2 separate regions of the Homo sapiens genome follow, and region 2 is linked to region 1. Evidence: chromatin contacts called from ENCODE Hi-C or POLR2A ChIA-PET data. All regions are on one chromosome and are shown on one strand. Each heading gives the region's core, a stretch centred on a gene start or an enhancer-like site at or near the end of the contact. The rest is flanking DNA. Distances are from core to core; before and after follow the strand shown. Region 1 has its middle 11 kb from the start of SOCS5. Region 2 holds the start of STPG4 (sperm-tail PG-rich repeat containing 4).

Evidence for each region. A loop is a pair of places that touch in the nucleus more often than their neighbours do. ChIA-PET counts read pairs that join two places held with the same protein, here RNA polymerase II (POLR2A).
Region 2: a loop to region 1 is called in a map with no recorded cell type, with 2.6 times the contacts of the local background. The contact joins the promoter of STPG4 here to the enhancer-like site in region 1. A Hi-C loop is called at or near these places in 1 of 37 single-sample maps with no recorded cell type. POLR2A ChIA-PET finds 5 or more read pairs at or near these places in 2 of 52 experiments (A549 and PC-9).

What each region holds. Positions count from the first base shown.
Region 1 is chr2:46,684,755-46,692,423 of GRCh38, forward strand. No RefSeq gene overlaps it. Among named protein-coding and RNA genes, the nearest start is that of SOCS5, 11 kb to the right of the region's middle. Within about 2 kb of position 5,422, at least 3 of the 41 ENCODE cell types and tissues checked have a DNase peak (open chromatin) inside an H3K27ac peak, as active enhancers do.
Region 2 is chr2:47,152,344-47,159,933 of GRCh38, forward strand. It overlaps STPG4 (sperm-tail PG-rich repeat containing 4), which reads right to left and starts at 2,965. Exons shown (of 7, transcript NM_001163561.2): 1 at 2,828-2,965; 2 at 614-673. The coding sequence starts at 2,908. RefSeq lists an enhancer at 3,483-3,642.

The DNA of each region.
Region 1 (7,669 bases), core at 4,172-6,671:
ATTGCTGTGATACAGAAATTTACAGAAGTTTGAATTGAAACAAAAAGTTTCAAAACTCAGCTGGACATAAATTATATTTATTACTGTGAGGAAAACACTTAGTTGTAACCTCTCTTACAGGAAAGTTTTTGAATTTTTAAGATATGACTAATAACGATTTATGAGGTACAACTTCACAAGGAGAAAAAGGATTTGAGTGAAAACTTTTGGAGGTAAAATAGAAAATCACAAGTGTAACTATAGATGAACTCCTATAGAAATCATCTGCTAACTTAATTGAGCAAGTGAAATCCATTAAACTTTCAAAAATCAAACATGCATGATTGAGTTCTTTTTATTTACCTGCAGAGTTGTTTGTGGAATCTATTATTTTCAAAGCATGCTATCATAACATGGGTTGTCAATAACTTGATTCTAGTAATATGGTAGAAAGGGCATTGAATTAGGAATCAGATAACCTGGATTTTATTTTCACCCTGCTATTTACCAGGTTTGTGACTATGGTCATGTCTCTTCAATACTTTGGATCTCTGCCTTCTCATCTCTTCAACAGGAATAATAAATACCCTACACCTCCTTGCCTCTTAATGTTGTTGTGAGGATCAAATAAGGTCCTAGTTGTTAAATAACTTTGAAACTATAAAGTGCTATACAATATAACACATTCTGCTCATTATTACCTCAGAATTCCTCTCAGATTACATTGCCTCAAATGCATTATTTAGGAAAAGTACAAACTTGAATGCCATATGGAGTCCTTGTTGACACTGCAGATGTTGGTTAATTTTAGATTCTAAAAGAACAAAAGAACAGAAGCACTACCAAGCAAATTAGCCTCTCTTTAGCTTTTTCTTCGAAATCTCATATTATACGAATACCAAACTAAAAATGGCAGGCTAAATATTATAGACAATTACATCATTTGAAGCATTGAAATTCTGTATATCCAAGCCCTTTTGCAGAACATGAGTTTATTCCCTCCAAAGCAGATTGCCAATGAATTTAATGCTATAAGATTAATTATGGTTACTCTTTTGAGGGCCAAGTAAAAGAATTTTAATCTTAAACTTTAACTGTAAATAATACAAAACCAAGGAACACTCAAGAATCTCAGAACCACAAAAAGACATGCAATCCACTTTGGTAGCCATAGTCTCTCTTGAGCTAATGGAAAAGTGAACTAAGCTTAGCTAACCTTGGGCCTCTCTGAAAATTTGGTCATATTTACAAGAGGGCATTTCTTTGCAGAAGAACAGGTGTGACAGACGTCCACATATTCATGACAACTGTTTTGATGGCTCCATCAGTTTGGGAAGACCTGTCCTGCTAACATGTACCATCTGTAAGACATCTTTTTGCATCTTGTCAAATCCAACTTCTGCTTACACATGCATAAGCAAGAGGTGTTTTTGTAAAATATATAGATGGCATCTGTCATTCTATCTTTTGTTTGCATACCACCCACTCACAAAATATATGCTAGAAAAAGCTGAGCATTTTGTAAGTGTCTTGAAATTTTAAAAAAATTATGGAAGCAATGGAACAAATGATCCTTCATATCAAAGCATATTCAATAGATTACCTGAAGTAGTTTAAAGTGGTCTATTTGATATTCTGAGCCTATGTTTTTAATGACATTTCCCAGAGAATAATTCTGTCCCAAGACTGCACACTAGGTCTTAAGGCCTTAAGATACTGATGAAATATCACTCTAACTAGAAATAATTTTCAAATACAGGCTATCAATGTTTCACCTATAAAAATCTTGTTCCTCTAAAAGAGGCAAAAATGACAAAAGATGTTTTAATTTATATTTTAGTAACTTAGTGGCCGCTATAGGATGTATTTCAAAGTATGCTCTCATGTGGATTAGAAATATTAAAAGTAAATCCAAAGGGCAGGCTTTATGACACTGCTTATTTTGGATGCAGTCTAGACTCACTTTTTGAAGTGTTAACTATGTTATCAATGTCCCTCTACCCTGCTCATATGCGTTCAGTACTAAAGACCTGGTAAGACAGGTGCTACCTGATTCCATGTTTCCTAGTTCTCTCAAATTGGAATAACATTTTAACCCTCCAAATATTTGTCCCACGTGAAGAATTTTGTATCCGTCCAGATGATTACAGGCCTGAACCAGAAACTGATTCAAACAACTTCATTCACTGCTGAATGTGAACTGCAACTGACCCCTAAAGTAAATTGGCTTAATTCCCTCAGGTTACCATCTGTTCCCTTCCTTCTTTAACTTCACCAGTGGGCTGAGTTTAATCATAGACCTGGAGGAGTCCTCGGAGGAAGGGGAAGGAATTCTGGCCTGGGTTGGTGTTCAGTCCTTGGGCAGGGCTGCAATAGTAGCATTATTCCTACCATGAAAAGCAGACTCTGGGAATTACCTAGAGAAATCATTTGTCAAACCATGGGAACACCATGAGTTTAATTTGCCTAATTTTGCTTGAAGATATTACATCAACTAAAAATCCTCTGCCAGAGATTTAAAAACGTAATCCAAACTAACTTAATGGAAAAGGTGAATTTGGCTGGGCACAGTGGCTCGTGCCTGTTATCCTAGCACTTTGGGAGGCCAAGAAGGGGGGAATCACTTGAGCTCAGGAGCTCGAGACCAGCCTGGGCCACATAGCAAGATGCCCATCTCAAAATAAATAAATAAATAAAAATAAATAAAAACTTAAAAAGGAAGAAAAGTTCAAAAAGGTTAATTTATTGGTTCTTGTAACTGAACAATTTAGGGCATCTGATTGAGGTGAAGCTTGATCTAGGGCTCCAACAGTGACCCAGGACCTGATTTCTCTCTCTCCATTCTCAATTCAGCATCTTCAATATTGGTTCCATCTTTGGGCAAGTTCACCTTTTGTATGCCCAATATGGATGCAAGCTACTCCAGGGACTACTTGCACCTAGGCTCAGACCCAAGTTGACTTTTTCTTGTGAGTCCAGAATGGATTATTGTGACTGGGGGAATAGGACATACTAGATGGTATAGGCCAAAGTCACATGCTTCACCCCTAAGGCAGGCAGGGAAGGATTAGATGTGGGGACATCACTCCCCTTGTCAATCCCATGGACCGTGAGTAAGGGAGGACCATAGTTCCCTGAAGACCATGAGAGTGTGGTCAGTAGAACTGATATTCTCAACAGACATTGGGACTATGTGCACAAATAATTTCAGAAAATACTATTTTTCACATAAGGGGGAATTCTGGATAGATAAAGTCCAAGTCTTACCAGCTGAGGAAGAAAAAAAGGTAATAGGTAAAGGATAGACTGTACCATTTAAAAAATGGAAGATAGTTTCAACTAGAATTGGACTAGATACTCTTCAGAGAGTTTGGACCGTTCTATAATTTGTAGATTTTGTGATTTCTGACGTGCACTGGAGCTAAGAAAAACTTTCTGGATGGTTATTTGCTGTATCTTGTTAACCTCATTTTCTATTTTTAAATACTTTCTCTTATGCTATAATTAAACAAGAAAAACACAAAACAAAAAAACCTCCATACACATGAAACAGAACCAAAGAGAAATTCTATGTGGAAAGATAATTTTATTTTCTAATAATGATAGTGGCCAGGCGTGTTGGCTCACGCCTGTAATCCCAGCACTTTGGGAGGCCAAGGTGAGTGGATCACTTGAGCCCAGGAGTTCAAGACTAGCCTGCACAACATGGTGAAACCCTGTCTCTACCAAAAATACAAAAATTTAGCCGGGTGTGGAGGCACGTGCCTATAGTCCCAGCTATTGGGAGGCTGAGGAGGGAGGGAACCTCGTGAGTTCAGGAGGTTGAGGCTGCAGTAAGCCATGATTGCACCACTGCACTCCAGCCTTGGTGACAGGGTGAGACTCTGTGTCAAAAAAATAGAAAATAAAAAATAAAATAAAAATGATAGTGATGTGGCTGGGCTAGCTTCTTAAGATGTATATATTTTTTAAATGGCAGCTCACACTACCACATCACTCATGCACATTTCTACATCTGTATATATTCTCGCAAAGAACTCATGTAAGTTTAGGATCCTTCTATCCTCATCTTGTATATCTGTAATCTGATAAATAAGAAAAGGTCTTTTGGGAGTAGAGGGGGGAACTAATGTAAAGATAGAATACCTGCTCTACATGGCCCAGTTATAAAGCACATTTACAAAAGTCTACCCACTTCACCAAGCCCTAAAATCTATTTTCCAAAAGCAACTATGGGAAAATGAAAAATTACTAAGGGAAATGAGAAGGAATGCTAATGAAAAATGGTCAAAGGGTATTTGGCCCTGGGGCTAGGGTAGCACTAGAGCTGTTTCAGGTGGGGAATACCTTACAAGTTTTCAATTCCAAACCCATCAATCCTATTTGAGACTTCATTCCAGAGATGCTTCTATATGTTGAATTAAGAAAATGCAAGTTTTCTAGAGGATGCAATTCATTAGCTGGGGCGTAATCAAATTGAATTTTATTCTCTCTGAGTTTTTTTTTTCTTCCCTTTTAAAGCATCATTCCAACTATTACTGGTTGCAGGAGAGGCAGATTAAATATTTTTAAATGTTCCTTATTAGAAAAAATATGGCTGGGTGCGGTGGCTCATGCCTGTACTCCCAGCACTTTGGGAGGCCAAGGCTGGTGGATCACTTGAGGCCAGGAGCTTGAGACCAGCTTGGCCAACATGGCAAAACCCTGTCTCTACTAAAAATTCAAAAATTAGCTGGGCATGGTGGTGGGCGCCTGTAATCGCAGCTACTCAGGAGGCTGAGGCATGAGAATCACTTTAACCTGGGAGACAGAGGTTGCAGTGAGCTGAGATGGTGCCACTGCACTCCAGCCTGGATGACAGAGCAAGACTCTTGTCTCAGAAACAAAACAAAACAAAATCAAAACAAAACCCATAAAGAATGTACAGGGTACTCTTTTTTTTTTTGACGGAGTCTCACTCTGTCACCCAGGCTGGAGTGCAGTGGCACGATCTCGGCTCATTGCAACCTCTGCCTCCTGGGTTCAAGCAATTCTTCTGCCTCACCCTCCTGAGTAGCTGGGATTACAGGCACACGCCACCACGCCTGGATAATTTTTGTATTTTTAGTAGAGACGGGGTTTCACCACATTGGCCAGACTGGTCTCGTACTCCTGACCTCGTGATCCGCCTACCTCAGCCTCCCAAAGTGCTGGGATTACAGGCGTGAACCACCGCGCTGGCCTGTACAGGGTACTCTTAATGAAATGAGAAAGTTAATTCTTGGAAAACTGAGGTTCTAATTTGGAGTCCCAACATCTTAGAACATTCCTTTGGAAGATGTTATCAGTTTATTACAGTTTGGGAGACCTCTGGGGATTTATCATAAGGATATATTTGCAGAGATGTGCCAGGTTATTCACTACAGAATTGTTTGTAAGAAATAGCAACGACTGGAAACAACCCAAGTGTTCGTCAAGAGGGGAACGATTAAATAAACTATGGCACATCATGCAGTGTAACGCCATGCAGATGTTGAAAGAATGAGGAAGCTCTCTTAGTATTGATATAAAAGATCCCCAAGGAACATTGTTAGAAAAGCAAGATACAGATCAGGGATACAATATGCTACCTCCTCTGTAAGAAGGGGGAAGAGAAGAAATGTAAGAATTGCTTGTACTTGTATGAAGAAACACCGAAAGGATATACAGACAAACCAATATAAATAGATAGCTCTACCTATGAGAGTGTGTTAAGGGGGAGAACAGAGTGAAAGGGCAGGGTAGGAGAGAGACTTTTTTATTTTTCATGGCCAGCTCTTACAAAGAAGGAGAGAGACTTTCCACTCCACCTTTTTACAGTAGTCTCCCCTGATCCCCCTTGGGGATGTGTTTCAAGACCCCCCGTAGATGCCTGAAGCTGCAAATGATACTGAACCCTATATATACTATGTTTTTTCCTATAAATGCATACCTATGATAAACTATAATTTATAAATTAGGCACAGTAAGAGATTTGAACAACTAATAATAAAACAGGACAATTACAATATGCTGTGATACAAGTTATGTGAATGGTCTCTCTTTTTCTCTCAAAATACCTTATTGTACTGCAGATTTGAGCAACCTCAGCCTACTATTTTGTTTTCTTTCTTTGAGAATTTTCACCTTTTTACTTAAAGGAGCATTTTTCAGCTTCTCTTTTGACATATCTGAATTTCCAGCTTCCCTACTCTTGTGCTTTGGGGCCATTTTTGAGTAAAATAAGGGTTCTTTGAAGAGAAACACTGCAATACAGCGATGGTCAATCTGATAAGCGAGATGCTACTAAGTGACTAATGGGTGGGTACAGGGATGATTCACATCCTGCTGGATGGGATAGAGTGGGATGATGGGAAATTTTATCACGCTACTCAGAACGACGTGAAATGTAAAACTTTTGAATTGTTTATTCCTGGAATTTTCCATCGAATGTTTTCAGACCACAGTTGACTAGAGGTAACAAATCACAGAAAGCAAAACCATGGATGGGGTTTTGATTTGTAAAATGTGAATGTATCAGCTGGTTAAATATAAATAAATATTAAAAAGGAAAATGCTTGAAAGAAGTCATTAAAGGAGTCAGAGGGAAACTTCACAGGAGCTGTAGTTGCTTTTAAAACCACAACAGAAAACCTGAATCCACCCTCCACAACGAAAGGCATCTTTTCGGTAGGGGTCAAGTTGGGGGCTGCAACAGAAACCCAGACCATACTGATTCCCATTCTCTGAGTGTCCCATTCGCTGAGCACCTGGCCTGTCTAATATCTTCAGTGCACTTGGCTATCTTTTCACAGCTTTCTTTCCTCTAAGAAATCAGAGATTCTGGAAGATGCTGATGACAATGATTATACTTTATTAATATAATAAAGAGTTAAATTAAAGCTTTACTAAGAATGTGGGTTATTGCATATATTCATAAATGCCAAGATAGTTCCCTAGTTATCTTCCCAAGAGGGTGAGACTCCTGGTTCACGTGTCTGGACTGGGTTCCTTCTCGATGCCCTCATGATCACCTGTGTGTAGCTTAGTTATTGAGCTTAAAACATTCCATGGGAATCACTGGGGTATGAGGCAGTCTTTTCCACTAGACTGAGTTTTTTGAGGGCAAGCAATGTGTCTTATTCATTGAGTTTTGTATTCTCAGAATCTATCACAGTGCCTGCCACAAGACTGGCACTCTACAAACTGGTATTTCATCCACCGAATTGCTTAGGCCAAAGTCCTAAGAGTCATATTGAATGTCTTTCCCTCACTCACCCCATTAAATAAGACTTTTCGGTTCTACCTGCAAAACATACATTAAAACCCACTTCTCTTCACCATTTTCAGTGTTACCACCCTAATCCAGACCACTGACATCTGTAGTCTGAACCAAAACAACTAATCTTCCTTCTGATCCTCACTCCCAAAGACCCCAGGATGCATTCTCCATATGCAGATGAAGCAATCTTTATTGTTGTTTTAGAGACAGGGTCTTGCTCCATCACCCAGGGAGGAGTGCAGTGGTGTGATCACAGCTCACTGCAGCCTCAAACTCCTGGGCTCAAGGGATCCTCCCATCTAGGCCTCCCAAAGTGTTGGAATTACAGGCATGAGCCACTGTATCTAGCCCAGAGCACTCTTTTAAAAAATAAGTCATATCACATCTCTGCTTAAAACCCTTCAATGGTTT
Region 2 (7,590 bases), core at 1,715-4,214, 470 kb after region 1:
AGAATTGAACGTTTAGTCACTGCTGCTTTTGTGGCCATCTTTCCACTGAGCACTCAGCTCAGTTCTGCCTTTAAAATTACTGCAATTCCAAGAAGGCTTTGACCCATGAAGTCCCTCTATTATTGAAGGGCATTGACAGAAAATATGTCTGTAATATAGAAACTCTCTGGTGAGGGGGATCTTCTGGTCATTTTTCTTCCATATATTACCATTTTGCTTTCATATATTGACCATATTAAGAACCATTTGCAGAAGGTCTTTACCATATAAGATAAAAACTGAAACCAAAACACCTTTCCAGAATGTATGCTTTTTTTGTTTTGCAATCTCACCCAGATCATAAGAGCATAGGTTAGCCTTATCTAGATATTCTGTAAAGCACCTAGATTTCTAGAATTGTTTAACTTTCCCAAGCTTCTATTGCATTCAAAATTAAAAGTTAGTTTCTTATTCATATGCTGACACTAAAATTTTAAGTATGACATGAGGTCCATGCAGATCTGAACAATCACTGTTTTCTTACAATTTAGTGTTAGTCTTAAAAGCTATAATTGATTAAAATATTAATGGAATAGGAATAATGTGAATAGGAAAGACTGAACAATGTACATACTGTTAATGCTATTCTCCACCATCCTTCTCTTTCAAAAGAGGAAGTCTTTTGGGCTGGTTTCTGTTAACAAACACAAAGTATGCTTATTCATTTGAGAGGTGATCCCTTGAAATTAAATATAATTTATAAAACATTTGCTTGAAGAAATTCACACCCATACCCAACTGATATGTCTTCATTAAAATAAAAGCTACATAATAATAAATTTGCCCATATTTCCTTAAATTGTTATTTTATGGTCTTAAGTCCTTTCAAATAACTAAATTCCCTTTGATAAAATTAGAGTAATAAACACCCCCATCTCACAGAGATGTTGTAAGTATCTTAAATGTGACAAAATGTGGTGTCCTTAGGAAGAAAAGAGTTAGGCTTGAAGCCAGACCGACTTAGGCTGGAACTCAGCTCTGCCACTTACCAGCTAGGTGCACTGGGTGAGTTACCCAACCCTCGTGCTTCCTCACAGTAGTATAAAAATAAGGCACTACCAGAGTTGGCATGAGAATAAAGCATTGTATGCCAGATGTGGTGGCTCACGCCTGTAATCTCAGCACTTTGGGAGGCCAAGTTGGGTGGATCTCTTGAGGCCAGGAGTTTAAGACCAGCCTGGCCAACATGTTGAAACCCTATCTGTACTAAAAATACAAAAACATTAGCTGGGCATGGTGGCACATGCCTGTAATCCCTCCTCAGAAGGCTGTAATCCCTACTCATGAGGCTGAGGCACGAGAATCACTTGAACTCCGTAGGCAGAGGTTGCAGTGGGCCGAGATCACATCACTGCAACTCCAGCCTGGGCGACAAAGCAAGAAGCCACCTCAGGGGGAAAAAAAAGACTAAGGCATTGTACTTATAAAGACTTGCATATACAATCAGTGCTTAATAAATGGTAGCTTTAATTTTTAACATCCCATTTGCCAAGTTAAGAAGCTGATTATTTTGGTATTCCTCAGTTTCCAAGGAAGCTTTTGTCTTCATATTTAGTACTCTATACCCATTCATCCATTATTATTTCATATTTATTTCAGCCCATTGTCCACAGAACACAACCGTTTAGTATATTGCTGTTTGTCCTAGATAAAATCATTAAAATGTTGAGTTCTCCTTTCATTTATAATGCCTTTATTACTATAAAATATAGGTCATCAAGCAGGACTGCATTAAAAGTAATAATCAGTAAAACTGATATAATTCATTCTTCCTGTCTAGTAACTTAAATCTACTGTACTTATGAGTACCACTGGGCTTTATTTTATTATGAAATATGTTAATTTCTTTAAAAAACATTTTCTCATGACACTGCTAAAGCTGAGCTTCTTCTTTGATACTTCTTCGCGAGATTTATGTTGAATCTTCTCTGTTGCACTTTTATAGTCACAGAAATACAACTTTCTCAGGCAGGTCAAGACAGGCCTCCCACCCCTACCCCAGAATAAGGAAAATGAGATGGGAAGGAGAGAGAAGTAAACGCGATCAATCTAATGGAAGACAATTGGCAGCTGCTGTTTTGTTTTGCCCAAGACAGGTGATCTAAATTCCATCTATCTACCACTTTAAATTCACTCTAAGGGGAAAGATAAAAGATTAGGTTAAACAACCCTCACCCACATTTATTTTAAAATGTAACAAAGGCCAGCCATGGCGGTGCATGCCTGTAATCCCAGCTACGCGGGAGGCTGAGGCAGGAGAATCCCTTGAACCCGGGAGGCGGAGGTTGCAGTGAGCCGAGATCACACCGCTGCACTCCTGCCTGGGTGACAGAGCGAGACTCTAAAAGAAAAACGTAGCAAAAGTAGCTTCAAATATTTTTATAAATATTAAAGTAGGAGGCGGAGCAAAACGTGTCTAGTAAAACTACAGAAGGAAAAACCCAGTCTTCCGGCAGATGGAGCGGAAAGGGAAAGAAATCCAATCACCATATTAAAGCAGTTGTCCAGTTTAATTAGTAGTGGGAAGAAGGGAAAAATACAGAAAACAAAGGGCGAAGGAGAAGGAAAAGGGAAGAAGCAAGGGGAAAAGAAATAAAACAAAGGAAATGTCCAATAAAGACCAGGAAGGAAGGTCCGCAGGTGGAGACGTGCGTGAGGGCAGGGAGAGAAGGGTAGGAAGAGGGAACGAGAGCGGCACGAAGGCCTGGGATTAGAGAGCGGTGGGAAAAGGGTAGTGGGCCTGGTGAGGGGAGCAGGAGCCAGGCCGGCAAGGGGCAGGCCATCTTACCGAAGCTGTGATGAATGATTCTCCACCCACCAGGTCTTCCCTTATTGAGGTGGAAGCGGTGGCGACGGCTGGCTGGTCCATGGTGGCCTCCTCTCTCTCTAGGCTGAACCTGAGCTCCGGTTGCTAGGAGGCGGGTGTGGCCCGTGGGCTCCCGAGCGCGCGCGCCTGGGACCGCTCCGGGGGACCCGCCAGGTTTGTCTTTAGTGCTGCAGGGAAGGGAAGCGGGCACGCACTTTGAGGTCCCGCGCGAAGAACTGCGCAGAGGAAAACCCTCGAAAAGAGACGGTTATGAAAGCTTGTGAGAAGAAAATCTAGAGGGCTCTGGAGTTGCTAGAGAGCCCTCGGGTAAGGATCTGCGAAAAGGGAGGCTTGTTAAGGGCTTGAGCGTACCCACAATCTCCATTAGTTCCCTTCCAATCCACCACCAATCGCACACCCCAGACAGGGAGGCAGTGTGCTTGGTAGGCATACTTAAGAGAAATCTGCCTTAGCACCCACTTTCTAAGATTGTTTCTAAGCTCCTCCAAATAGAAACTCTGGGGCTGACTTCTCTTGCTTCTGACTTGCAGAGTGGAGTGAGCACCAGACACAGCCGGTTTCACTAGCTGTGAAACCACAGACCACCCCATTCTTCTCAGTATAGACCCTTTTTATTGTCAGCCTCTCTAGGCTGTAGCTTCTTCTTAACCTAGGAACATTCTCACCTTTAAAAACAAACCCTCCACAACCTTAATTTCATTTTATACAGTACCTACTGTATTCCAGGGACTTCACACACATTAGTCTCATTTAATCTTCATACCAACCCTACAAAGTAGGTATTAGTTTCATTTTCTGGATGAGGAAACAAAGGTTTCCTTGGACGTTTAGCACAGTTCACTCAGCATCACACACAAATGGCAGAACCAGAATTAAAATCCAGACCTGACTCTAGAGCTCCACTGCCCTATACCATGAAGTTTCTGCTTCCCTTTACAAACTTTCAAGAGTAATATGGACTCTTTTCTCACTTCCCATACTTTCCTTAAAACATCTTAATCTGGCCTGCACACAGCTTTTAATTAAAATTGCACCTGAACTCACCAGGGATCCAAGTGCCAAATCCAGTGGGGATTTTCAGCTCTTATGAAACTTGGCCTTCAATTTTCATTGCTGCATTGATTATTCCCTCATTCTTGAATCACTCTCCTCCCTTGACTACCAGGACTTGGACGCTGGTTGCATATAATGACTTATTCTGTGCTTATTTCCTTGTCTATAGAGAAGGGGATAATAAAATTGGTACCTATCCACATAGGTTATAAAAAAGATTAACTCGAACTGTTCACAACCATGTCTGGCACAGTGCAGTCAGTAAATGTGAGCTGTCATTACCTTTAGGACAAAAGCAACATTTACAATCCAGTCTCTCGCTTCTCTCTTTTTTTTTGAAACGAAGTCTCACTCTGTTGCCCAGGCTGGAGTGCAGTGGCGCGATCTCACTACAACCTCGGCCGCCCGCCACCATGCCAGCTAATTTTTGTATTTTTAGTAGAGACGGGGTTTCACCATATTTGTCAGGCTGGTCTCGAACTCCTGACCTCATGATCCACCCACCTCGGTCCCCCAAAGTGTTGGGATTACAGGTTGAGCCACCACACCCGGCCACTTCTCTTATTAGGATGGCATGCTCTGCTGTATCATGCTTGCAAAAACCCCAAACATGCCATCTTCACATTTCTATTTGTCTCCACATATGCTAGCTCTTCTGCATGAAATGCTATTCTTTTCTTTGACCACCTGGAAAATCTCAAGGGTCAGCTCCTCTGAGTAGACCTCTAAGCCTAATCCACTAAGTCCCAAAGGACCCTGTGCCTATCATTGTTGGAAGATTCATTTTATGACAAATCGTTTCTCCTCTAATTTTAAACACCCAAAACACGGTTTTTAATTGACCCCTTTGAACACAAGGACTAAAATATTTGTTGAATAAACCACTGACTAGTTTTCCCCTCTAAGTAAATCCAAGACTAGATTACAGCAGTGCTTTTCAAAAATTGATATGCATACAAAATATCTGATGATCTTGTTAAAAAAACAGATTGATTCCAATTCTGGGGCAGGACCTAAGATTCTGCATTTCCAACAAGCTCCTGGGTGATTCTGTAGGTGACTTTTTGAGGAGCAAGAGACTAGAGGACTTCATCTAGTTTCTTAAAATACTGGGATTCTAAATTCATTTAACATAGCCTTGAAAAAAAAAACAGGCACTAGGTTTAAAATGAACAACTGAAATTAGAAAGTGAAGAGGCAATACCAAAGTTCTCACAAATGTTAAGAGATTAATCAAGTCCATTCCCTGTGCCTCATTTCATTTTCTTATTTTGGCTGAGCCTGTAAAACTGGCTCAGCAGACTAGGGACTGGTACCCTCGAGACTAAAAGAATATGAAAGGTACAGAGAAGTCCAGAAACCCATACAAGGTGTGACATTAGAGATGGGAACATCTAGATGAGAAAATAGTTTAAGTATCTCAAAAATAGAAACAGCATGGGTCAATGATTTCAAGGACTATCCACAAAGCAGATTAAGCACGTAGGATAAACATAGTGTTCCTTTAAGAAAACATTATCTTATATAGTATCACTGAGATTTATTTCCAGATTATTGTAAGTTTCAAAAAGGGGGAGAGGCATTTCTCTTGAGAATACATATCTATAATTGAGCTCAACAGTGCCTCTGTTACATATCAGATCTTTAAAATTGTTGCCGTCTTCTAAAAATTTTAGGAAAATACGTTACACCAAGGGTGATATTTAACTGCAATAGTTGTTTATTGGGAGAATCATCTGAGAGCAAACATGCCAGACAGTATTATGGTTGGTACAATTACCAAAATCCTATTAATATAACACTAATAGTATGGTTAAGACTTGAAGGTGGGGCTGGGCGAGGTGGCTCACACCTGTAATCTCAGTACTTTGGGAGGCCGAGGTGGGCGGATCACAAGGTCAGGAGTTTGAGACCAGCCTGGCCAACATAGTAAAACCCTGTCTCTTCTAAAAATACAAAAAATTAACTGGGCGTGGTGGCGGGCGCCTGTAATCCCAGCTACTCGGGAGGCTGACGCAGAATTGCTTGAACCTGGGAGGCAGAAGCTGCAGTGAGCCGAGATTGCGCCACTGCACTCCAGCCCAGACAACAGTGCTAGAGTCCATCTAAAAAAAACAAAAACAAAAACAAAAACACAACTTGAAGGTGATATCACAGTCCTGGGTTCCAATAGGATTATGTTGTAGGAAGCATTGGAACAGATTTGAACCCAGCTCATTATGACCACAGTTAAATTATACAATCATTCTACTCGTTTCCTGTAAAATCAAAATGCCAAGACTTCGTGACTTTTGTAAAGATTTCAACAATAGAAATGACCAATTATGACATAGAAGAGCCCAAAAAATGTTTCTCCTACCTTTGTTGTCCTTGTTAATTATACCTTGATATCAATTTATATAAACCTCATTGTTGACGCTGGAAAAACACAAATTGACTGCCTAAGTCCCTCATTTTTCAGGGTCATAACTGGTTTAATAGCACAATTAATGGAACACTTAATGCAAATGCCAAGGACAATGTTAAGGGCCTTACTTTCATTATTTCACTTAACTTTTAAAAAAGCCCCACTCATAATCCCAACACTTTGGGAGGATGAGGTGAGGGGATCACTTGAGCCCAGGAGTTCAAGACCAACCTGGGCAACATGAGTCCCTGTCTTTACAAAAAACAAACCTTGTTTGGATTTCCTTTCGACAAAATTTACTACATCCAATTAAGGGGAGTAGAGTGCACATCTAAAATCTTCCTATTTAACTGATTACCCGAGTATGTGATACCATTAGAACTATCAATGCCTGTAACTTCCCTTGCTCTAAAACATACTAATAGTAGTATTAAGATAGTCAATGGGGCAGTAACCTGCCAAATAATGAATTACCCCTGGGAAATTAAAGACCTTGTAGCTATAATAACCAGGTAACAATTACACTCAATGTTTTAATCTTGGCTCTGGTTTGCTATGGAATCTTTCATTAAGCATTTAAAAGGTACTTTAAAAAAATAAAAACCCTGATAACCACCTTTGGAGTAGCTCAAATTATAGAGAAAGCAATGATAGAAGCCAGCAAAAACTAAAACAAGGTGTAGTCATTGCCAATTTACTCCTAAAGACATCTTTTTTTGCAAAATGTTGCAGATGGGCAAGCTGAAAATTCTCATCTTATAGAATTAAAAAGCACAATGAATAAAATATTAGTTAATAGAAGTAAAACTATAAGGATGCTCACCCCAACTAGATTTGGTTTTTTTTTGAACATGCAAACATTTAAAACATCACTGCACAGCTTAAGTCAACATGGACAAATGCCAAAGTTGAAAACTATAAAGGTAGGAAACAGTAAATACCTACTTTATGCCAATTCCCATACTAGGTACACTTAAGTTTTTGAGTCTTTCATTGGGGCCTTTTGAAGTTGTCAAATACAATCTGGATAAAGAAACAAAACAAAAAACTTGCCCCTCTTTTCCCATGACTGCCACCATCTTGTTCTGTGGGCAGAGGCAACTCACAGGTATCCTGGATCTAACACAGTAGCACAGTACGACACACATGGTGGTGGAGGAATGTTGTGGGCACGCATGATGGTGGCCCCCAAAAGGTGACTACACTAAGCCAGCCCCCATAGATCCCCATCTTTTCGGCCTTCCTCTTCAATCTCTCCTTAGTT